2 separate regions of the Homo sapiens genome follow, and region 2 is linked to region 1. The links are chromatin loops, found by intact Hi-C in ENCODE. Cell type or tissue: PC-3. All regions are shown on one strand. Each heading gives the region's core, and the rest is flanking DNA. Links, peaks and the distances in the headings are about the cores only.

Region 1 (15,815 bases), core at 3,341-11,340:
ATTTCCCAGTCCTTGGCCAAGGGAGTACAATTCCAATGCCTGGCAAAATTAAGATCCTCCATTCTTTCTATGAAAAGTCAGGGACAAGGCAAGACATGCAAGACCCACATAGAGTCTGGGGAAATGAAGAAGGCAATTAGGGGCCGCAGAGAGAAGCCAGAGAGTGGGCTCACCTCCGGCTGCCAGCAACCCTTCCCCCTACTCTGTCCACTCAGTTCTGGAATCATTACTCACCCAAGTAGGAGACCTGGGGCACTTCTTTGCCCTGGAGATCCTGCAACTCTGGAACGCGTGGCTCATTCTCCTCTCCCTGGGAGAGATCTGGCTGGGCAGCTAGGTCGTCTGTTCAAAGAAAAAGGCAGGGTACATGTTTATTAGTAATCTGATCCTGCAGCAACCAGGGCTGGTCCAGAAGAGAGAAGGCGGAGGGATGCCCAGCGGGCATGGCACCATCAGGGGCGAGAAGTGAAAAGGCCAGAGCTGGCAGTGCAGGGGCAGTGGGGGCAGCACACGCAGGGAGAGCTATGGGCTTGGGGGTCTCTCTGAGGCTTTCGGGTGTAAAGCAGACATAAAGGGACAAAACGGTAAGAACGATGGAAGAGAAATGGACATACAGCACATGTTCTATTTGGTTCTGATAAGCCTGATGTGGCGAGACAGCAGGTGATGGTCAATCGGACACACTGCCTGTAGGGCCGCTGTGTGCAAATGACCTCCTGTCCAGGTTGGGGGTGAACAGAGAGATCTGATGCAGGCCCCGCTTCCCTGATCCTATGGGACGAAGTTGACTCTTACTCCAAGTGAGAACTCCCCTGCCCAGTTCCCTGGTCTTGAGGTGTGGGGGGAAGTTAAGTCTTACTTGGAGGCATTGAGACCCCGTAATCCTCCCCAATGATGAACTCTCCATAGAAGCCAGTCTGGGCAGGATCTAGAAGGGACCAATCCTCTTCAGAGAAGCATAAAATCATGTCCTTGAATGGAGAAACCCGACTCTGAAAGCACAGGAGAACAGGGATGCCTCAGTCCGGGACGAGCTAGGTGTCTCAGTCTTAGTCCACTGAGGCTGTGACAACACAACGCTGTAGGACGGGCAGTTTCTATACAACAGAAATCTGTTCCTCACAGTTCTGGAGGCTGGACGTCCAAGATCAAGGTGCCAGCAGGCTGGGTGCCTGGTGAGGGCCCACTTCTTGGTCAAAAGACAGGTGTCTTCTGTGTCCTTACATGATGGAGAGGGCAAGGGAGTTCTCTGGGGCCTCTTTTAGGAGGGACTAATCCCACTCATGAGGACTTTGCCCTTGTTACCAGATCATCTCCCCAAAAGTCTCCACTTCCTAATACCATCATCTTGGGGATTACAATTTCAACACAAATTTTGGGGAGATATAAACACTGAAACCATAGCATTCTGCCCCTGGTTCCCCCAAATTCATATCCTTTTCACATGCCAAACAAATTCATTCTATCCCAATAACCCTCAAAGTCTTAATTCATTCCAGCATCAACTCAAAAGTCCGGAGTCCAACATCTCATTTAAATATCATCTAAATCAGTTACGGTTGAAACTCAAGGCACAATTCTACCTGACACAAAATTCTCTCCAGCTGTGAACCTGTGAAATGAAACAAGTTATGTGCCTTCCAAATAGTGGTGAGGCCGGCGCAGTGGCTCACACCTGTAATCCCAGCACCTTGGGAGGCCGAGGCAGGCAGATTACCTGAGGTCAGGAGTTTGAGACCAGCCTGGCCAATACGGTTAAACCTCATCTCTACCAAAAATACAAAAAGCAGCCAGGCGTGGTGGTGAGCACCTATAATCCCAGCTACTTGGGAGGCTGAGGCAGGAGAATCATTTGAACCCGGCAGGCGGAGTCTGCAGTGAGCTGAGATCATGCCACTGCACTCCACCCTGGGCAACAGGGTGAGACTCAGTCTTAAAAAAAAAAAAACAAAACACACACACAGAGACACACACACACACACACACACACACACACACATATATAGTGGTGAGACGGGCACAGGATAAACATTCCAGTTCCAAAAAAGGGAAACAGAAAAAAAGAAAAGGAGTAACAGGTCCCCAGCAAGTCCTGAACCTATGGGTCACAGCACATTATGGTTTACGGCTTGAGAATAATCTGCAGAATAATCCTTTTTGTCTTGATGCTGTGCTCCCCAGGCCCACTGTGTTGGGAGGTGACCCCGCCTTCCAAACCCACAGGTGGCAGCTTCACTGGGCAGGAGTTGAGTCCCCAAGGCCCTGGGTGGTCCCGCCCCATGGCAGCCCCTGGTGAGGGCCTGCCCTTGAGGTGGTTCTCTGCAGTGGCCCCACCTCTGTGGCAGCTCTGTCTCTTTCAGAAGCCCAAGGCTCTCTTGGGCTGGAACTTCGCTGATGGCCCCACCATCTAGGGCTTCAGGGGTGACTGAAGCGGGGCTCTCTGCTGTGGTCCCCTGCTTGCTGCGGGTCTTGCGCTCTGGGCCTGTGATGGGCAGAAGAGCCCTGATGATTTCTGAATTGCCTTTGGGGTCATTTTTCCATTTTCTTGGACTAGCTCCTAGCCTCAGTTTCAATGGCAAAACCTTTATCTTCTCTCCTAAACAGGCTGGCTCACTCTTACCAACATAGGCTGACAAATATTCCCGATCTTTAAGTTCTGCTTCCCTTTTAAGTAACAATCCCATCTTTAAATCACTTCTCTCTTTTCACATTTCACAAGCTGCACCTTCAAAACCTTGCTTAGATATTTCTGCAGCCAAATATCCAATTGCAGTGGCCCGTAAGTTCTACCTTCCACAAAACACTAATACATAAGCACAGTTCAGCCAAGTGATTTGCCACTATAAGAAGGATGGCCTTTCCTCCATTGCCCACCACACGTTTCTCATTTCCATCTGGGACCTCATAAGAATAGCTTTACTGTTCACATTTTTACCAACATTCTGGTTGAGGATTTCAAATCTCCTCTTTTCTTTTGGAGCCTCACTAGAAATCACCCGTAATAGTCTGTTCATGGGCTGGGCACGGTGGCTCACACTTGTAATCCCAGCACTCTGGGAGGCTGAGGCTGGCAGATCACCTGAGGTCAGGAGTTCCAGACCAGCCTAGCTAGCCAAAATAGCAAAACCCTGTCTCTACTAAAAATACAAAAATTAGCCAGGTGTGGTGGTGCACATCTGTAATCTCCGCTACTCAGGAGGCTGAGGTTGCAGTGAGCAGAGATCGCACCACTGCACTCCTGCCTGGGTGACAGAGCAGGACTCCATCTCAAAAAAAAAAAAAAAAGAAAAAGAAAAAGAAAAAATTGTCTGTTCATGGCAACACAGGCTTTTTCTAGCCTGCACTTCAAAACTCTTCTAGCCTCTACCCATTACCCGGTTCCCAAGCTTCTTCCACGTTGTATTTGTTAGAGTAGCACCCAAAATGTTCGGTGCCAATTTTCTGTCTTAATCCATTTGGGCTGCTCTAACAAAATACCGCAGACTGGGGACTCATAAACAACATAAATGTATGTCTTACAGTTCTGGAGGCTAGGAAGTCCCCAGCTGATACCAGCATAGTTGGGTTCTGGTGAGGGCCCAGTTCCTTGCTCCATAGATGGTCATCATTTCATTGTGTTCTCACATGGTGGAAGGGGCAAGGCTGCTCTCTGAGGCCTCTTTTAGAAGGGCACTAATCCATTTATGATGGATTTGCCCTTATAACCTGATCATCTCCCCAGTGCCCCACCTCTTAATGCCAGCAGCTTGGGGGCTAGCATTTCAACATGTCAAAGCTGTGGGGAGGGGAACACAAAAACATTCAGACCATAGCACTAGGGGAGGGGGGTGGTGTGGAAGCTGGGGCTGAGGGAAGAGCCCAAAGCAACACATGCAGATAGAAGAGACAGAAAGGAGACCGACTACCCCAGGTCCAGGCGCCAGTGGACACACTGCTTTGTTATTTCTGCTCTTGGATCCACCTCATCCCTATCTTGTTTGGCAAAATCCACATGGCAGCTACCTGGCTGGGTGGCCAAGGATGTGGAGAAACAGGTCTTCCTCCTCAGTGCTGGGGAGGCTGCACATCCACCACTCCTATGGTGCGCTGCTGGGCAATGTCCAGAGGTCACCAGCGTGCTCGCCCCTCAATGCAGAGATTCCTAAAGTTTATGTTGTTGCACGTTACCAACATGCCCACCCTTCCGTGCAGGGATTTCTCAAGTTTATGTTGCACATGTGCAACGTAGTCTACAAAAGCTGCTTCACTGAAGCATTGATCTAATAAATACTGAAAACCTTGACACACATCAAGAAGACAGCGGATTAAGTAAGCTACAGAAACCTCACAAGGGATGATCCTACACGCACAGAAAGAATGACGGCCTCTCTGTACTGAGAAGGAATTCTCTTCAAAGTGTGTTGTTGCAGGAAAACACCTGTGCATGATGGAATCCGGATGGCCACCAAGTGCAGGGCGTCTAGGAGTTCCGAAGGTTAGCTGCTTCTCAAGAGGTTCCTGGGACTCTGGGGTTAGGTGTAACAGGGAGATTTTTTTCATAAACTTTGAATCATGGACCATGGGAATGTGTCAAAAACCTGATTTTAATTTCTATTTTTATCTTTATATTGTTTTAGACAGGGTCTCACTCTGTCACCCCGGCTGGAGTGCAGTGGCACAACCACAGCTCACTGCAGCCTCAACCTTTGGGGCTCAAGCAATCCTCCTGCTCAGCCTCCCAAGTAGCTGGGACTACAGGAGTGAGCCACCACGCCTGGCTAATTTTTTATTTTTGTAAAGATGAGGTCTTGCTATGTTACTCAAGCTGGTCTCAAATGCTTGGGCTCAAGCAGTTCTCCCACCTCAGCCTCCCATAGGGCTGGGATTACCAGTATGAGCCATGGTGCCTGGCCTAATTTTCATTACTTAATCCACTGTCTTGTTGATGTGTGTCAAGGTTTTCAGTATTTATTAGATCAATGCTTCATTTTAAAATTTTCATTTTAAAATTTCAATTTAAAATGATGGTATATCCATATAATACTAGGAAACCAGGAAAATAAAGCAGTCCTTTATATAATTGGAAAGGACCACAAAATAAAATTTTTGTGGAAAAAAGAAAAGTAACTCAAAGGACTTTTATATTACTAGTATCTATGTGACAAGCAAAAAAGGAACAGAATAATTTTTAAAACATGCTTTGCATCTGCCTACCTCTCTGGAAAACTATCAGTTACTGTCAGATGGTTTCCCCGGGTGTTGGGGCCAGGCACCCAGGACACGGCTGGGAAGGAGTGATTTTCTTTCTTTCTCTTTTTTTTGAGATCGGTTTTTGCTCTGTCGCCCAGGCTGAAGTTCAGTGGTGCAATCTTGGCTCACGGCAACCGCTGCTTCCCAGGTTCAAATGATTTTTGGGCCTCAGCCCCCTAAGTAGCTGGGACTCTAGGCATTCACTACCATGACCAGCTACTTTTTTTTTGGTATTTTTAGTAGAGATGGAGTTTCACCATGTTGCCAGGCCGGTCTTGAGCTCCTGAGCTCAAGTGATTCAACCACCTTGGCCTCCCAAAGTGGTAGGATTATGGGTGTGAGCCACCAAGCCCAGCCTTGACTAGTCTTTTTTTTTTTTTTTTTTTTTTAAAAAAAGCAAAAATATAGAGGGCAGAGGGCACTTAAAGGAATCATGTTGGTGAAAAGTAAAAGATGTTAATATAAAAAAAAAACACCTATGGAATAATTATGCGTCAATTGTACATATGTATCCCAGTGATCACAGCTGACGTGACCCATGCAGGACACCCCACCTTCAATGCCTCCAGATGTGCTGCATGGGGAGTGCACAGCCCAGTGTGGTTCTCCTGCAAAATGCGTGGCCTGAGTGCCACTGTGAGTCTAACCCCACCTGAGGGAAGGAAGCTGTATCACCTATCACGATATTCCACTCTTCAAAACTAGCCACAGCATGACAAACATTGAGAACCCAAGGAGGAAGTGTTAAGAGATGGGACAACTAAATAAGAAGCAACGATGCTGGATCATTATTGTTTTAATGTGAAATTTCCTCAATGTGATAACTGTATTGTGGTTAAGAGATTGTCCTTGTGTTTAGGAAATACGCTCCTTTGGCATGAATAAGGGGGCACAAACGTCTGCATCTAACTGAAGATTTGGGGAAAAATAGAATGAGGGGGTGGGAGTGGGTAAGGAAGAGAGAGGGAGAACGGGGAAAGTGAAGGAAAGGGTATTTGGAAGTCTCTGTACTGTTCTTGCCATCTTCCCTAACTTTAAAATTAATTCCAAAGAAAAAGTTTAAAATAAAAAGAAAGAGAATACCTCAAAAATTCTAAATTTGAGTCAGGGTTTTGGAACAAGGACTCTTGCCTGTACATATGAATCACAGGCATCTTAGTAAAAACTCTGACTCAGTAGGTCGGGGTGGAGCCTCAGAGGCTGTATCTGAATGAGCCCCTAAGTGGATCTGCTGCTCGGAAGAGGTCAGTGTGGAAAAGCCTGTCTTCCCAGGCTGTTCCACAGAATCCAAAACAGGCCTCGGGAAGCCACTGGATTTCATTACAAGGACCTGTGGGAGTCAACTTGATGTTGGTTTCTTAAATGGGGAAAAAATGGTAATTGCCCCAGTGACAAAAAATACAAAAGAATTCATCACTCTGACACGACTTCCTGGGAGAGGGGTGTGTGTGTGTGTGTGTGTGTGTGTGTGTGTGTGTGCACGACTTCCTGGGAGGGGTGTGTGTGTGTGCGCGCGCGTGCGCGTGTGTGTGTGTGTGTGTGTGAGCGCGCGCAGTGGGGGTCCCGAGGGAAAAACTGAGAGTATATATTAACAACAGATTTGGATGCTTTTTCCTTTGAGCCTTGGTTAGGTGTTTGAGGATCTACTTGCTATACTTTGAATGTGGCCCTCAAATTTCAGGTGCTGGAAACTTGATCCCCCATGTGGCAGTATTGAAAGGTGTGGCCTTTACGAGGTGATGAATAGGTTGTCATGGGAGTGGAACTGGTGGCTTTGTAAGCAGAGGAAGAGAGACCGGAGCAAGCGCGTCAGGACACTCAGCCCCTCGCCATGTGACGCCCTGCACCCACCTCGGGACACCACAGAGCCCCCACCAGCACGAACGCTCTCACCAGATGGAGCCCCTCAACCCGAATCTTCTCAGCCTCCATAAATATGAGAAGTCAATTATTTTTTTTATAAATTACAGTTTCAGGTATTCTGTTACAAGTGACAGAAAACTGACTAGACAGTCAAGGCATCACAGAAGCAAACCCAAGTCCAAGGGCCAGGTGGGTGGACAGACAGTGCTCCAGTCACCTCCAGAATCTGACACGGCCACTTAGCAGGATCCCCAGGGAGCTTTTAGAACCATATGGACCAATGCTTACATGCTGGGGAGGAGCATAAAAACAGGACATTGATCTACAGCGGGATCCTTTTATTTGTGATCGATTTATTTGTGAGGCACACAAATAAATTGGCAGAGAAAAGTCCAGAAGGAAGTTCACTAGACCATGCAGAATCTTCTCACATGACTGGGGATGAGTGGTATCTTTTCACTTCCTACATTTTGTTAATTTTTCACGAGAAGGGATGGGCAAGATAGATAAACATGTCTATTTAAGATTAAATCTTCAGAGGAGATTTTTCTAATGCTTCCCAACTAAGTAGAATGAAAACCCTGGACATTGCATATAAAATGAGCACAGGAGACTCTGAAAGGTGGAGAGAGGGTGGCAGAATGGCCAGGGACCTTGGAACAGTATGTGCTAAGTTCACTGGTTTTTCTTTCTACCACATATTCCCCTGACTTGAAGCCGAAGGAGCCAGCTACCAAGAAATACCCATGGGCACAGACCAAAAAAAGCTCCAACAAAAGCCACAGGACCTGGACAGGGGCAGCCCAGCCAAACAGGTAATAACTGCTCTACTCCACTTAATACCACATAAGAAAACTGTGGCCCCTTCTTACCAACACCAGCAGAGAATGACTGGGGAGCCTAGACTTCCACCCTCACCAGGTGCAATGAGGTGCCCTAACACCCCTGCTGGGGTGGTCTCAGAGAAGGCCAAATGCGGAGCTGGGACCTCCATCCCTGCTAGCTAAGAACAAGCCCCCCCCCCGCCACCAGTGGAGACCATGTAGGGAGCTGGAACTCCACTCCCACTCGGGTGTATGAGGAGCATCCCCACTTTGATGCCCGCGGAGATCCAGGAGGAAACCTGACGTTCTCTCACCAGGTAATAACAAGTGGTGGCCCACCTGCCCTTCTCTTGCTGGAGCTATGTCAAAAACAACACTGCACAACCAAACAAAACCAGCCACACCGAAGTTAAGGTCCAGAGTCTCATCATATAAAAATATGCAGGCAGAAAATCACTCACTATACCAAGATCTGAAACTGAATGAATAAAGATAACCACCAACAGATGCCAACCCTCAGGTGACAGATACGTTAGAACTATCTGACAAAGAAGCTGTCATAAAATGCTTCAATGAACAATTATAAGCACACTCCAAACAAACGAAAAAATAGAAAGTGTCTGTAAAGACACAGAAAGTCTCAGCAAAGAAACTGAAGATACAGAAAATAACTAACTGGAAATGTGAACAGTACAAACCACAATATGAAATAAGAAGCTCAGTGAATAGGCTCAGCTGAGGAGGGGACAGAAGAAAGACTCAGTCAACTTGAAGACGGAAAAATAAAGTTATTCCATCTGAACAACAGAGAGAATACAGGCTGAAAAAAAATGAACAGTCTCAGGTACCTTTATAAATTACACAGTTTCTAACAAGAGATCTAAAACCTGTATCCTTAGCAGTCTGGAGAGGAGAAAGAGAGAGGGACTAAAAAAGTACTAGAAAAATCTAGCTTAAGAATTCCCAAGCTTGGAAAGAGACATAAACCTAGAAATGTAAGAAGCTGAGCAAACTCTAAACAGGTTAATCTAAAGAAATCCATAACAAGACACAGCATAATTTAACTTCTGAAAACTGAAGGCAAAGGAAGAAAAAAATCTTAAAGGTAGCCAGAGTAAAATAATACCTTCCTTACAGGGAAAAAGTTTTTGAATGACAGCAGATTTCTCATCAAAAGCCATGGAGGCCAGAAGGAAGTAACATAATATTTTTCAAGTGCTGAAAGAAAACTGTCAAGTGTGAATCTTTCATCTGGTGAAAACATCCTTCAGGAATGATGGGGAAATGAAGACCTACTAAGATGAGGAAAAAATATGTAAGTCTATCACCAGCAGATCTATCTTAAAAGAATGGCTAAAGAAACACTCTAAACAAAAAGCAGGAACCTTGGAACATAAGAAGAAAGAAAACAGTAAGCCACAATATGGGTAATAAATAGGTTTTCTTTTTCCTTTTGAGTTTTCTGAATAATGTTTGACAGTTGAAGCACAAATTACAACACTCTATGATGCGGTTCTAAATGTATGTAGAGGAAATATTTAAACAACTGCATTATAATGGGGAAGAAGGATGAGGGTATGTAAAAGGAGGTATATTATATTTCTTTCTTTTTCTTTTCTGATGGGGTCTCACTCTGTCACCCAGGCTGGAGTGCAGTGATGCAATCACAGCTTACTATGCAGCCTCAACCCCCTGGGCTCAGGCAATCCTTCTGCCTCAGCTTCCCAAGTAGCTGGCACTATAGGAGCACACCACCATTCCCAGCTAATTTTTTTAGAATTATTATTTGTAGAGACAAGGTTTCGCTATGTTGCCCAGGCTGGTCTCAAACTCCTGGGCTCAAGCAATCCTCCCACCTTGGCCTCTCAAAGTGCTGGGATTATAGGCACAAGCCACGGTGCCCGAACAAAGGAAATAAGCTTCTACACTTCACTCAAACTGATAAAATGATACTCAGTAGATAAGTTATGTATATATAATGTAATACTTAGAATAACCACTAAAAAAGCTATACAAAAATATACATACACTCAACACCACACTAGGTAAATCGAAATGGAATTCTACATGTTCAAGTAACACACAGAAAAATAGGAAAAAGGAAACAGAGAAACAGAAACAGAGCCAGAAAAACAGAAAGACAAACTTAAGCCCTAACATGTCGGTAATGACATTAAATACAAATGGTCTACATACATCAATCAAAACACAGTAACTGGCAGAGTAGATTAGAAAACATTATCCAAATATATACTATCTAGGCCGGGTGCAGTGGCTCACACCGGTAATCCCAGCACTTTTGGAGGACGAAGCAGGTGGATCACGTGAGGTCAGAAGTTCAAGACCAGCCTGGCCAACATGGTGAAACCCTGTCTCTACTAAAAATACAAAAATGAGCCGGGCCTGGTGGTGCGCGCCTGTAGTCTCAGCTACTCGGGAAGCTGAGGCAAGAGAACTGCTTGAACCCAGGAGATGGGGGCTCCAGTGAGCTGAGATCGCGCCACTGCACTCCAGCCTGGGTGACAGAGTGAGACTCCGCCTCAAACAAAATAAAACAACACATATATACTATCTAAAAGTAACTTACTTCAGATATAATAATATAAGCAGGTTGACTGTAAAAGGATGGAATAAATATATTATGCAATTATTAATCAAAAGAAAGAAGAAAAGCTATATTAACATCAGATAAGAGTACTTTCTTACAAAACTTACCAACTTTTGTACTTACCAACGATTGCATACCTGGGCATTTATCCCAGAGAAATGAAGACTGATGTGTATATAAAAACCTGCACACAAATATTTACAGCAGCTTTATACAATAATGACCCCAAAACAACCCGGATAGTCCTCAACCAGTGAATGGTTAAACGAACTGTTGGACTTCCATGTGATGGAATACTACTCAGCAACGAAAAGCAATGGAATAGTAACACGCAACAACCTGAATGAAGCTCCATAGAATTACGCTGAATGAAAACAGCCAATCCCCAAAGGTTACATATTATATGAATCCATTTATATAACATTCTTGAAATGAAATGACATCACAGAGCTGAAAAACAGATCAGTGGTTGCCAGAGGCTGAAGAGAGGGTGAGGGTAGGAAAGAAATGAGTGTGGACATTAGGTAACAGGAGGTATCCTTCTGGTGAAGCACCTGTTCTCTATCTTGCATGTATCATTGTCAATACCCTGGGTGTGACATTGTACTATATTTATAGAATATAGATTTTTACTCTATATTTTACTATTGAGGGTTTAAAAAGTTCACAGGATCTCTCTGTGTTATTTCTTACAATGGCATGTGAATCTACAATTACGTAAAAATGAGAAGATTCATTTAAAAAGAAAAACAAAACTTCACGTGTACCATGTTCATAGCAGCATTATTCACAAAAGCCAAAATGTGGAAGCAATGTAAATGTCCATCGACAGATGAATGGATAAACAAGGTGATATATACACACATGGGAGTATTATTCAACCTTAAAAAGGAAGGGAATTCATGGCCAGGCATGGTGGCTCACGCCTGTAATCCCAGCACTTTGGGAGGCCGAGGCAGGTGGATCACGAGGTCAAGAGTTCGAGTTCAAGAGCCTGACTAACATGGTGAAACCCCGTCTCTACTAAGAATACAAAAATTAGCCAAGCGTGGTTGCGGGTGCCTGTAATCCCAGCTACTCGGGAGGCTGAGGCAGGAGAATTGCTTGAACCCGGGATGCGGAGGTTGCGATGAGCCGAGATCGAGCCACTACACTTCAGCCTGGGCGACAGAGCAAGACTCCATCTCGGGGGAAAAAAAAACACGGAAGGGAATTCCGACACATACTGCAACATAGATGAACCTTGAGGACATTATGCTGAATGAAATAAGCCAGTCACAAAAAGGCAAATAGTGCATAATTCCAATTATATGAGGTATTTATAGTCAAATTAATAGGGACTAAAAGTAGCATGGAGGTTGCCAGGGGCTAAGGGAAAGGGTAAATGAGGAGTTATTATTTAACGTATAGAGAATTTCAGTTTGGGAAGATGAAAAAGTTCTACAGATTGGGTGTACAACAATGTAAATATACTTAACACCACTGAACCGCACACTTAAAGACAGTTAAGATGGAAAATTTTACGCTATGTGTATATTACCACAATTAAAAACAGAAATTAAAAAACACTTATAAACAACATCTTCATGATGGTGACTTTTAGTGCACTGGGAAGAAACTATCACTGGGAAGAAACTATCAGAGTAATACAACAGTACTGACTTATCAAAATCTCTGTACTGTGCTCGCTATGGCATTTACTAGGGACTGCAGGAATTGAAAGATGAAGACCAAACCTCATTAGGTACTGGATTAACAGCATCCCCTTATGTGTTATACTGGTTAAATGTCCAAATTTTAATAAGAAATACTGGTTTTACCTCCTTTGTGTTTGGAAATGGTCACAGTACACAGCAGATGCTGACATGTATGTGTTGAGCATCAGGGTAAACAGGCGTGTGCCACATTTCTGGTGGGGCAAAAGCAAGTTATGGAGATGCCCCCTAACTGGGTAACCTGGCTAACTCCTTCCCATCCCTAGCCCTCCCTTCTCCAAGTTTAAAGTCATGTTGGCTGGGCACAGTGGCTCATGCCTGTAATCCCAGCACTTTGGGAGGCTGAGACAGGAGGATCACTTGAGGTCAGGAGTTTGAGACCAGCCTGGGCAACATGGCGAGACCCTGTCTCTACAAGGAAATACAAAACTTAGCTGGGTGTAGTGGCATGCACCTGTAGTCCCAGCTGCTCAGGAGACCGAGGTGGGAGGATGGCTTGAGCTCAGGAGTTTGAGGCTGCAGTGAACTACGACTGTGCCACTGCATTGAAGCCTGGGTGACAAGGCAAGACCCTGTCTCTAAAAATAAAAATAAAATAAAGTCATGTCAAATGAACTGTGCAGAAAGCAAACTGCTCAGCTTCCGACATTCTGCTGAGACATGGTAATAAGAGTGTCTACTGTTTTTCACAGTTTTCTGTTGGGTAAGGAGCAACTAAACAAAAGCAGGAGCCACACATCCTGTTCCCATGGGAGGGGATGATGCTGTCATAACTAAATCTTGTGCCAGCCAGTGGAAAGTGTTAGGAGGGAAAGTGAAGGAGATATGGCCAGAAAACATGGCCAAAGACAGCAACTGGGCTAGAGAGAGGCGAGTAAGATCACCTGCTGGACCAGCCCCCAGCCCTGACTCTGACTCCTCAGAGCACCCGAGTAAGCAAGTCTTACACAAAAACACGAACGAGAACATTCGAGGAAATTCTGGAATGACTCACCACGTAGATCTGTGACAGGACTGAAATTATCTGTGCTTTCTTCCCTCCACTTCCTAACATTTCTAAAATATAACCATTGCTGCGATGATTATTAAATTGAAAAATTCTCTGTAAAATAAAAGAGCAGAGAGATCTCCTTTTTCACAAGAGGGGAACTTAGACATGCTGAGAGGCCCATCAATGGGGACTCATGGGCCTTTGTTTCCTGCTATCGTCTGCACAAAGCTTCCTGAAGGTGGCCTGATGACAGTAGACCCAGTGGGCGGCTGGGACCACAGGGAAGGAGGAGAAATGGGGCGTCTCTTAAGCTCACGCTCTGCCTATTTTAGCTTTTCTGGGCTGGGACTGAACATCCTGTGTGGCAGTCAGAAAGCTGGCTGGGGTCCTAAGAAAGCTGCCCTGTAGCCTACAGAGGCAAACAGGGGATTTTCAAGGACTCCTGTAGAAACCACTCACCGGGGGTAGCTGGAGGGTGGTCACCTGCTGTGTGTCCCGCACATTCTCTTCCTGAAGAAGGAAAGCATCTTGCAGAACTGAAAGAGATCAGAAAATGGTGTCCTAAAGTGGGCCAGGGCCAGGCCTGGTGCTGATACCTTCTGAGCTTCCTGCGGCTCTTCATTTCCATTTTGGTAGCAAAGAAAATCACAAGAGAGGCACCAACAGGGAACTGTTTCATGGTGCTTTTCATAAAACCCCAGTCTCTGTTCTTAACTGTAAAATGAGGATTACAAAATGACGCACATGAAAAGTACTCTGTAAACCACAAAGATTGCTGCGACTTTGTTTCCAGATATAACAAGGGGGGCTGTAACAGAGTGTGCCTGGGTTCATGATAGCACGGTCAATTAAATGAACTCTTTCACCTCGGGTAGGTCCCCGGACCTCAGCATTGTTATCCAAACTATGGGAAAATAAAGGTTAAAACTCTATGGAGTTCAGCCGTGTGTGGTGGTACATGCCTGTAATCTCAGCTATTCTTATTTTGGGGACTGAGGTGGGAGAATCACTTGAGCCCAGGAGTTCCAGACCAGCAGGGACAACACAGAGTATTTGTTTCTTAAAAAGAAAAAGAAAAAAAAAAAGAAGAAGAAAAAGAAAAAGCCGTAGAGTTGAGGAATCTATAAGGACTCTTAGGGTCTGGATGTGGTGGCTCATGCCTGTAATCCTAGCTCTTTGGGAAGCCAAAGTGGGAGGATTGCTTAAGCTCAGGAGTTCAAGACCAGTCTGGGCAACATAGGGAGACCGCATCTCTATTAAAAATAAAAAAACTGGGAAGCTGAAACAGAAGGATTGCTTGAGCCTGAGAGATGGAGGCTGCAGTGAGCCACAGCTGCACCACTGCACTCCAGCCTGGGTGACAGAACATGGCTCTGTCTCAAATGAAAAAAAAAAAAAAAAAAAGTAAGGGCTGTTGGCAATCAGAATTACTGTGGAACTCCATAAAAAAAGAAGGAAAATCCTGTCATTTTTGACGACATGAATGAACCTGAAAGACATGCTACGAGCAATAAGCCAGACACAAAAAGAAATACTGCATGTTCTCACTTAAATGTGGACTCTAAAAAAGTTGAACTCATAGAAGCAGAGATCAGAATGCTGGTTACCAGAGGCTAGGGAATGAGGGGACTGGGGAGACATTGGTCAAAGTGTACAAAATTTCAGTGACATGAGAGGAGTAAACTCAGGAGTCCTATTGCACAACATGGTGACTATAGGCAGTAACAACGTACTGTGTACTTGAAAATTGCTAAGAGGGTAGATCTGAAGTATTTTCACCACACACAGAAAAAGGATAGGTATATGAGGTAATGCATTATATTAATTAGCTTGACTTTTTTTTTTTTTAAGAGACTGGTCTCACTAGGTTGCCTAGGCTGGAACAGAACTCCTGAGCTCAAGGGATCCTCCCACCTCAGCCTCCTGAGTAGCTGGGACTACAGGTGTGCCACCATGCCCAGCTAAGTAGCTTGGTTTAATCATTTCACAATGTGTATAGATATCAAAACATTACACTGTACACTGTAAATACATACAATTTTTTTTTGTCAATTTGAAGACAGAAATTAAACAAAAAAGAAAAACTGTTACCACTGTAGGTACTCCTGAAAGAGCATTTGACACAGTGTCCTAAAGACCCTCATACAAAATGTAAAGTGTGGCTTTGGGACCATCTCACCAGCCTTATTTTGGGCTACCAGGGACTCTGCCACTCTTCTCTCCTGGAATTGGAAACTACCCTTTGTTCAGGCTTCTGCCATGAGCCACATCCCCTGCCAACAGTGCAGCCATGTAAAAATGAGCTCTGTTTCAAAAGGTACTCCTTTCTCAGATTAAGACTTGGAGAGCTGTGCTATAGTCTACTGGTTAACCCCAGGTCACATGTTAAGTCATTATCAAAGCAAACCCCAGAGGCCAGTGTCCCTGGCCTTTCAGACCTGGAATACAAAGCCTGCAGGAAACAGCAGCTGCAGGAGTGGCTATGTGGAACAAAGGACGGGGCCAGGAGCCCACACAGATGGCAGTGCCATTCTAGGGGTCTCAGTGGAAGGCAGCCTCTTCACTGTGTCTGAAGGGGAAGCTCA
Region 2 (8,990 bases), core at 232-8,231, 150 kb before region 1:
AAAAAAGTAAATCTAGGAGCAATAGGCCATACCATATAGCCTAGGTGTGTGGTATATTATGCCATCTAGGTTTGCGTAAGTACACGCTATTATGTTCTCACTATAAAACTGCCTAACAACACATTAAGCAATGTATGACTGTATATCTTTACTTATATATAAAATATATTAACCCTTGGCAAAAAAAAAAAAAAAAGCAGGGATTACTAGTCAAATTTCAGATAAAACAGACTTTAAACCAAAAACAAAAAAAGACACGGGTATTACATATTGGTAAAAGGTTCAATCCAACAAGCAGACCTAACTATCCTAAATACGTATGCACCCAACACAAGAGCACTCAGATTCATACGGCAAATTCTTACACACCTACAAAGAGACTTAACCACAGAGTTAACAGTGGGAGGCTTCAATGCCCCACTGATGGTATTAGATCATAAAGGCAGAAAACTAACAAAGATATTTGAGATCTGAACTCAACACTTCACCAAATGGACCTAATGGACACCTACAGAACTCTTCACCAAAAAACAACAGAATATACATTCTTCTCAGCTGCACATGGCACATACTCTAAAATCAACCACACATTCAGCCATAAAACAATCCTCAACAAATCAAAAGAAAAAAATGAAATTAAGGTAGAAACCAAGAAATTATTTGAAACTAATAAGAACAAACATACAAGAATCTCTGGAACACAGCTAAGGCAGTGTTAAGAGGAAATTTTATAGCACTAAATGCCCACATCAAAAACTTTGAAAAGATCTCAAATTAGCAACCTAACATTACACTTAGAGGAACTAAAGAAACAAGAGCAGACCAACCCCAAAGCTAGCAGAAGACAAAAAAACCAAAATCAGAGATAAATTGAAGAGAGAGAGAAAAAAAAGCAAAAGATCAACAACTTCAGGAGTCAATTTTTTGAAATAAGATAGATTGCTAGCTAGACTAATAAAGAAAAGGAGAGAAGATCCATATAAACACAATCAGAAGTGACAAAAAGGGTATTACCACCAGACTCACAGAAACTAAAAAAAAAAAAAATCCCTCAGAGGCTATTATTACAAACATCTCTATGCATACAGGCTAGAAAACCTAGAAAAACGAATACATTCCTGGAAACAAAAAACCTCCCAAGATTGAACCAGGAAGAAATGGAATCCCTGAACAGAAAAATGAGCTCTGAAATTTAATCAGTAATAATAAACCTATCAAACAGAAAAGCCAGGACCAGATGGTTTCACAGCTAAATTCTACCAGATGTATTAAGAAGAGCTGGTACCATTCCTTCTGAAACTATTCTAAGAAACTAAAGAGGAGAAACTCCTTAACTCATTCTATGACAGCCAGCGTCATCCTGGCAGGCATACAACACATGGCAGGCATACAACAATGAAAAAGAAAACTTCAGGCCAATATCCTTGATGAACATAGATGAAAAATCCACAGATGTAAAATACTAGCAAACCAAATCCAGCACACACCAAAAACCTATTCCACCACCATGATTAAGTAGGCATTATCCCTTGGATGTAACATTTCAATATATACAAGTCAATAAATGTGATTCACAACATAAACAAAACTAAAAACAAAAAAACAACATGATCATCTCAATAGATGCAAAAAAAAGCTTTAAATAAATTTCAACATCCCTTCATGTTAAAAACCCTCAACAAACTAGGCATCGGAGAAACATACTTCAAAATAATAAGAGCTATCTATGAAAAACCCACAGCCAACATCATAGTGAATAGGCAACAGCTGGAAACATTCCTCTTGAGAACTGGAACAAGGCAAGGATGCCCTCTTTTACCACTCCTATTAACATACTACTGAAATAAAATGCATCCAAATAGGAAGACAGGAAATCAAACTTCTCTGTTTGCAAATGATATGATCCTATACCCCCCAAAACCCCACAGTCTCTGTTGAAAAGCTCCTGATAAACAACTTTAGCACAGTTTCAGGACAGAAAATAAATGTACAAAAATTAGGAGCATTTCTATACACGAATAATATCCATGCAGAGAGCCAAATCAGGAAGGCAATCCCATTCACAATAGCCACAAAAAGAATAAAATATCTAGGAATATAGCTAACCAGGAGATGAAAGATCTCTACAATGAGTTACAAGATGCTGCTGGGAAAAAAAAAACAAAACAAAACAAACAGAGATGATACAAATGAATGGAAAAACATTCCATGCTCATTGATAGGAAGAATTAATATTGCTAAAATGGTCCAACTACCCAAAGCAATTTAGATTCAATGCTATTCCTATCAAACTACCAATTACATTGTTCACCAAATTAGATAAAACTATTTTAAAATTCATGTGGAACCAATAAAGATCCCACATAGCCAAGCAAGAAGAACAAAGTTTGGAGGCATCATATTAACCAACTTCAAACTATACTACAAAGCTACTGTAACCAAAACAGCATGGTAATGGTATAAAAACAGACAGACTGATGGAGCAGAATGGAAAGCCCAGAAATAATGCCACACACCTACGACCATCTGATTTTTTTTTTTTTCTTGAGACGGAGTCTTGCTCTGTCACCCAGGCTGGAGTGCAGTGGCACAATCTCGGCTCACTGCAAGCTCCGCTGCCCCGGTTCATGCCATTCTCCTGCCTCAGCCTCCCGAGTAGCTGTGACTACAGGCGCCTGCCACCCCGCCCTGCTAATTTTTTGTATTTTTAGTAGAGACAGGGTTTCACCGTGTTAGCGAGGATGGTCTCGATCTCCTGACCTCATGATCCACCTGCCTCAGCCTCCCAAAGTGCTGGGATTACAGGCGTGAGCCACTGCGCCTGGCCAACCATCTGATTTTTGACAAAATCAACAAAAACAAATAATGAGGAAAGGACTTCCTATTCGATAAATGGTGCTAGGATTACTGGCTAGCCACATGCAGAAGATTGAAACTGGACCCCTTCCTTACACCATATACAAATATAAACTTTAGATGCATTAAAGACTTAAATGTAAAAATTTAAAGATAAAAAAACCCTGGAAGATAACCTAGGAAATACCATTCTGGACATAGGACCTGGCAAGTATTTCATGATGAAGATGCCCAAAGCGACTGCCACAAAAGAAAAAGTTGACAAATGGGACATAATTAAACTAAAGAACTTCTTCACAGCAAAACAAACTAACGGGATTAAACAGAGAACCTACAAAGTGAGAGAAAATATCTGCAAACTATGCATCTAACAAGGGTCTAATATCCAGAATCTGTAAGAAACTTAAATAAATTAACAAGCAAAGAGGAAACAAGAATGAAACATTAAAAAGTGGGCAAAGGACATGAACACTTTTCAAAAGATATACAAACATGAGAAAAATGAACATTATCACTCATCACTAAAGAAATGCAAATTAAAACCACGATGAGATACCATCTTATACCAGTCATAATGCTGTTACTAAAAACTCAAAAAATAGCCTGGGCAGGGTGGTTCATGCCTGTAATCCCAGCAGTTCAGGAGGTTGAGGCAGGAGGATTATTTCAGTCCAGGAGTTCGAGACCAGCTTGGACAATATAGTGAGACATTGTCTCTAAGAAAGAATAAAAAAATTAGCCGGGCCTGTTAGCACATGCCCATAGTCCCAGCTACTCGTGAGGCTGAGGTGGGATGACTGCTTGAGCCCAGGAGGCAGAGGCTGCAGTAAGCCAAAATCGTGCCACTGCACTCCAGCCTGGGTGACAGAGCAAGACACTGCCTCAAAAAAATAATAAAGTGAAAACAAAACAAAACAAAACCAGATGCTGGTAAGGTTGTGGAGAAAAGGGAATGCTTATACACTGCTGGTGGGAATTCAATTCACTCATTTTGGAAAGCAGTGTGGTGATTTCTCAAAGAAATTAAAACAGAACTCCCATTCAACCTAGCAATCCCATTTATTGAGTATATATCCGAAGAAATAGAAATCATTCTACCATAAAGAAATATGCATGCATAGGTTCACTGTAGCATTATTCACAAATGTGTATATACCACATTTTCTTTGTCCAGTCTACTGTTGATGGGCATTTAGGTTGATTCCATGTATTTGCTATTGTGTACATGTACCCCTGAACCTAAAATAAACATTTACAAAATAAGCAGAATACATATACAATAAGAGTAAAACACATATAAAAGAAATCTGTGTCTTAAATCTTATGTAAAAAGTCTCTAAGGGCACACCAGCAAGTTGGATAACATTGATGAGGTGAACAAATGTCTAGAAACACACAGTGTACCAAGAATGAATCATGAAGAATTAGAAAATCTAAACAGACTCACAGTTATATGACATTGATGTAGTAATCAGAACCCCTAAATTGGACAGACACTACAACAAGCTACAAATGTTCTTTATAACTATTAATGCAGAAATCCTCACTTAAATACCAACAAACCATATTTAGCATCATACTAACGCAGAAATCCTCACTTAAGTACTCACAAGCCATATTTAGCAGCACAGTAAAAGGATTATACACCAAAACCAAGTGAGATTTATCCCTAAAATAAAATGGTTCAATATATGAAAAATCAATCAGTGTAATGTATGACATTTGCAAAATGACTGAAATATCGTAGCTATTGCAACGGATGCAGGAAAAGTATTTGGCAAATTATTAAGACCCACTCATGATAAAAATACACAATAAACTAGGACTACAAGGAAACTACAGTATGAAAAACCAGCACTAACATCACCATCAATGCTGAAATACCAAAACAAACAAGCAAAAAAACCCTTTTCTCCCAAGATCAGGAAAGAGCGGTAGAGAACCTCTGCTTTTATCACTCCCATTCAACACAGTATTGGAAATCCTGGCCACAGTGATCGGGCAAGGTTGCTGTACAGATTTAGCATTAATGTGCCAAATGCAGGCAACAGAAAACAGCACAGACTTACCCACTCTAACAAATTCTTCATCCTGCAGGAAACAAACTGATGTTTTGGTTAATTTTTGTAATTCACCAATTTATGTACCACACTTTTGTGTGTGGAAATGTATTCACTTTCTGTAATCATAAAGGAAGAGAGATTTTTCCTATTTCTCTTCCCTGGTAGCATTCCTGATTAAAAGCCCTAGAATTTCATTTGAAACTACCCAAAAGAAGAGACGAGACCTCAAAAAGTTACCACATACACTCAGGGGAATGAAAATAAAATATATCAAAAAAACTCTTCTAAACATTGGCTTGGGCAAAGAACTCATGACCAAGAACCCAAAAGCAAATGCACAAAAACAAAAATGAACAAATGGCACCTAATTAAATTAAAAAGCTTCTGCACAACAAAAGAAATAATCAGCAGAGTAAACAGACAACCCACAGAGTGGGAGAAAATCTTCACCAACTATGCATCCTACAAAGGACTAATATCCAGAATTCACAAAAAACTCAAATCAGCAAGAAAAAATTCCATCAAAAAAGTAGGCAAAGGACATGAATAGTTCTCAAAAGAAGATATACAAATAGCCAATAAATATGAAAAAATGCTCAACATCACTATCAGGGAAATGCAAATTAAAACCATAATGAGATACCACCTTACTCCTGTAAGAATGGCCATAATCATAAAATAAAAAACAATAGATGCTGGGATGCTGGTGTGGATGTGGTGAACAGGGAACACTTCTACACTGCTGATGGGAGTGTCAACTAGTACAACCGCCATGGAAAACAGTATGAAGATTCCTTAAAGAACTAAAAGTAGAACTACCATTCAATCCAGCAATGCCACTACTGGGTATGTACCCAAAGGAAAAGAAGTCATTATATGAAAAAAACACGGCTGGGCGTGGTGGCTCATGCCTGCAATCCCAGCACTTTGGGAGGCTGAGGCAGGTGGATAACCTGACATCAGGAGTTCGATACCAGCCTGGCCAACATGGCAAAACCCTGTCTCTACTAAAAATACAAAAAAAATTTAGCTGGGCGTGATGGTGCATGCCTGTAGTCCCAGCTACTTGGGAGGCTAAGGCATGAGAATCCCTTGAACCCAGGCGACGGAAGGTTGTAGTGAGCCAAGATCGTGCCACTGCACTACAGCCTGGGTAACAGAGTGAGACTCTGTCTCAATTAAAAAACAAACAAACAAAAACACTTGCACACGCATGTTAACAGTAGCACAATTTGCCACTGCAAAAATATGAAACAAACCTAAAATGCCCATCAACCAATGAGGGGATAAAGAAAATGTGGTGGAATACTACTCAGCCATAAAAAGGAATGAAATAATGGGCTTTGCAGCAACTTGGATGGAAATGGAGGCATTATTCTAAGTGAAGTAACTCAGGAATGGAAAACCAAATATTCTATGTTCTCACTTATAAGTGGGAGCTAAGCTATGAGGTTACAAAGGCATAAGAATGATATAATGGACCTTGGTGATTTGGGGGCAAGGGTGGGAGGGGGTGAGACTGCATATTGGGTACAGCGTACACTGATAAGGTGACAGGACCAAAATCTCAGCAATCACCACTAGAGAGCTTATCCTTGTAACCAAAAACCACCTGCTACCCCAAATGTATTGATATAACATTAAAAATTTTTTTAATTAAAAAACTAAATATATATATAAAGTGGATTTAAAATATCTACATATATTTAAAATATCCACTTCTTTCTTTGCCTCTTTGTAAATATTTTATCTTTAAAGCTCTATTGATGAAATACATTTTATGTTTACCTAAGGCACCAATAAATGAACAAAGCTTTGCAAGAGGACAGCCCAGGGAGGAGCAGCGCTAACTGGAACACAGATATGTTTGACTCACATGTCAAGTAAGACCATCTCTCAAGCAGGAGATTCCCTGGTCCCCGGTCTCCTCATTGGAGAGACCACGTACTCAAGGACCAACCTCCCAGCGCAATGCACTGTGGCCCACTGTGTGCCTAAGGTGCAGTTTGCTTGGCAGGTTTTTGTGTCATCTTCCTGGGAAGAAATTTTCTTGTTCTTTAAGGTTGTTTTTCTCCCTTCACAAGTGTGAAAGAATCCAGAGGGCAGGAATCATTTCTGTCTCTCCCTCAAAATACCAGCATTGGATTGGATGACACCAGTGTCTCTCCCAGTGTCCCCACTGTGTCCTCCCACCCCATCCTGCTCAGGGAAGTACTCAATGCCCACCCTCCCCCAGAAACCTGTGCCGTGTCCCCACTGTGCCCCAAATGCATTTTGCTTTTCAGGTTCCTGCCTCACTGCGGGGCGGGGTTTCCTTGTACTTTGGAATAGCTGTTCTCCCTTCACAAGCATGAGACAATCCAGAGGGCAGAAATTCTTTCTTCCCTCAATACCAGTATCCGACTGCCTGACCAGCATTTTGTCTCTAAGGAGTGATAACGGGGGTAAGAGAAGAAAAAAAAATCTAAGTCCTAGTGGATTAGCTTTTTAGAGGAAGAGTATAGAAGAGTATCCCAGGAGACTCCTCTCGGTCCCAGGGGATTCATGCCATCCAGCTGCTCCTCTGAGAGGCTCCACCCCTAAACCTCACCTTGTCTTCTGGGAGAAGAGGACCCAACAGCTGACATTCACTATTTATGACACTCCAAGAGACAGGGCCAGTGTGGGCACATTAGGTCATCCTCAAACAGTTTTGAACCCAGGACCCAGAAAAGACAGGAGGGTGGCTGAGGACACAACACCACGTGAAGGTTCCAAAGGGAAACCTCCATCCAAAGACGTTTGTGAGTGTGCCTAGGGAAGACAAAAGGAGGAGAGGTACAAAGAATTTTTTATAGTGGACTAGATCAGGTGATTATTCTCTGTTTTCACAAGGAATGTTCAGAAACAGCTCCTCACTGCTCAGTGAAAACATGATAAACAATTACATTACTGCATCTGGTTCAAATGCACAATAAAGAACAAATAATTAATAATGTTGTAAATTGGAGAGGTGAAGTTGGAGTTTGAGAGTATGAGGAAGAAACTGGAAATTTAGAATTTTACTGCAAGTTCTAGAAGTTAGGCTGGGGAATACGGTCATGGATTTGAGACCCTGCTTGCCTTACATTTGGGAAATGCAGGGGAAACCAGTACCCTTGTGGAAATAATTAAATAGGAAGAAATTAGACTGAAGTTGTAGCAGGGCAAGCTGCAGACAAAACCCCTCAGACACCGAGTTAAAGAAGGAAGGGCTTCATTCTGCCGGAAGCTTTGGCAAGACTCACGTCTCCAAAAACCCAGCTCCCCAAGTGAGCAATTCCTGTCCCTTTTAAGGGCTTACAACTCTAAGGGGGTCCACGTGAGAGGGTCGTGATCGATTGACCAAGCAGGGGGTACATAACTGGGGGCTGCATGCACCGGCAATCAGAACGGAACAGAACAGGACAGGGATTTTCACAGTGCTTTTCCATACAATGTCTGGAATCTATAGATAACACAACCGGTCAGGTCAAGGGTCAATCTGTAACCAGGCCCAGGACGCGGCGCCGGGCTGTCTGCCTGTGGATTTCATTTCTGCCTTTTAGTTTTTACTTCTTCTTTCTTTGGAGGCAGAAATTGGGCATAAGACAATATGAGGGGTGGTCTCCTCCCTTAAGTGATGATGGTGCCCTGAGTTCCTCACCAAGAAAACCTAAAGGTACTTCATGCCTTTCTTGTAATTAACTTGAAGGGAAAGAAAACTTAACCCCAAATCAGCAATTTACCTCTGATTACATAACCAGGAACCATCCACCTAAATAATCCGAATAACAGAACTACATAATTATAACCAATCAGTTATTAAATTGGGGTTGCTTTGGGCTGGGCGGGGTAATCCCAGCACTTCGGGAGGTTGAGACCAGAAGTTCAAGACCAGCCTGGGCAACACAGGGAGACCCCCCCCCCGCCCCACCCGATCATTAAAATAAAAAATAAATAAATTTGGTTTGTTTCCTTACACACTTTACAGAAGCCTTTCCATCAAGACCGTCCGGTGGCCCACAAACCAAAAACCGTGGCTGGGTGCTCCCCTACTCATGAATCGCTGTT

What was found. Peaks named below come from ENCODE experiments on the same cell type or tissue, not always from the same donor. Only the 100,000 strongest peaks of a DNase experiment are listed, where the experiment ranks them.
Region 2: it touches region 1 in a loop (2.6-fold over the local background); 2 of 110 quality-filtered maps call a loop at or near these places.

What each region holds. Positions count from the first base shown.
Region 1 is chr1:247,309,465-247,325,279 of GRCh38, forward strand. It overlaps ZNF496 (zinc finger protein 496), which reads right to left. Exons shown (of 10, transcript NM_032752.3): 6 at 13,690-13,766; 7 at 860-992; 8 at 235-342. Among named protein-coding and RNA genes, the nearest start is that of ZNF496, 14 kb to the right of the region's middle. RefSeq lists an enhancer at 13,169-13,673. In PC-3, for the core only: no CTCF peak of the experiment used is centred there; DNase peaks (open chromatin) are centred at 6,427 and 6,957; H3K27ac peaks cover 2,014 bases.
Region 2 is chr1:247,162,439-247,171,428 of GRCh38, forward strand. All of the region lies in intron 1 of ZNF124 (zinc finger protein 124), which reads right to left. Among named protein-coding and RNA genes, the nearest start is that of ZNF124, 5.1 kb to the right of the region's middle. In PC-3, for the core only: no CTCF peak of the experiment used is centred there; no DNase peak of the experiment used is centred there; H3K4me3 peaks cover 256 bases.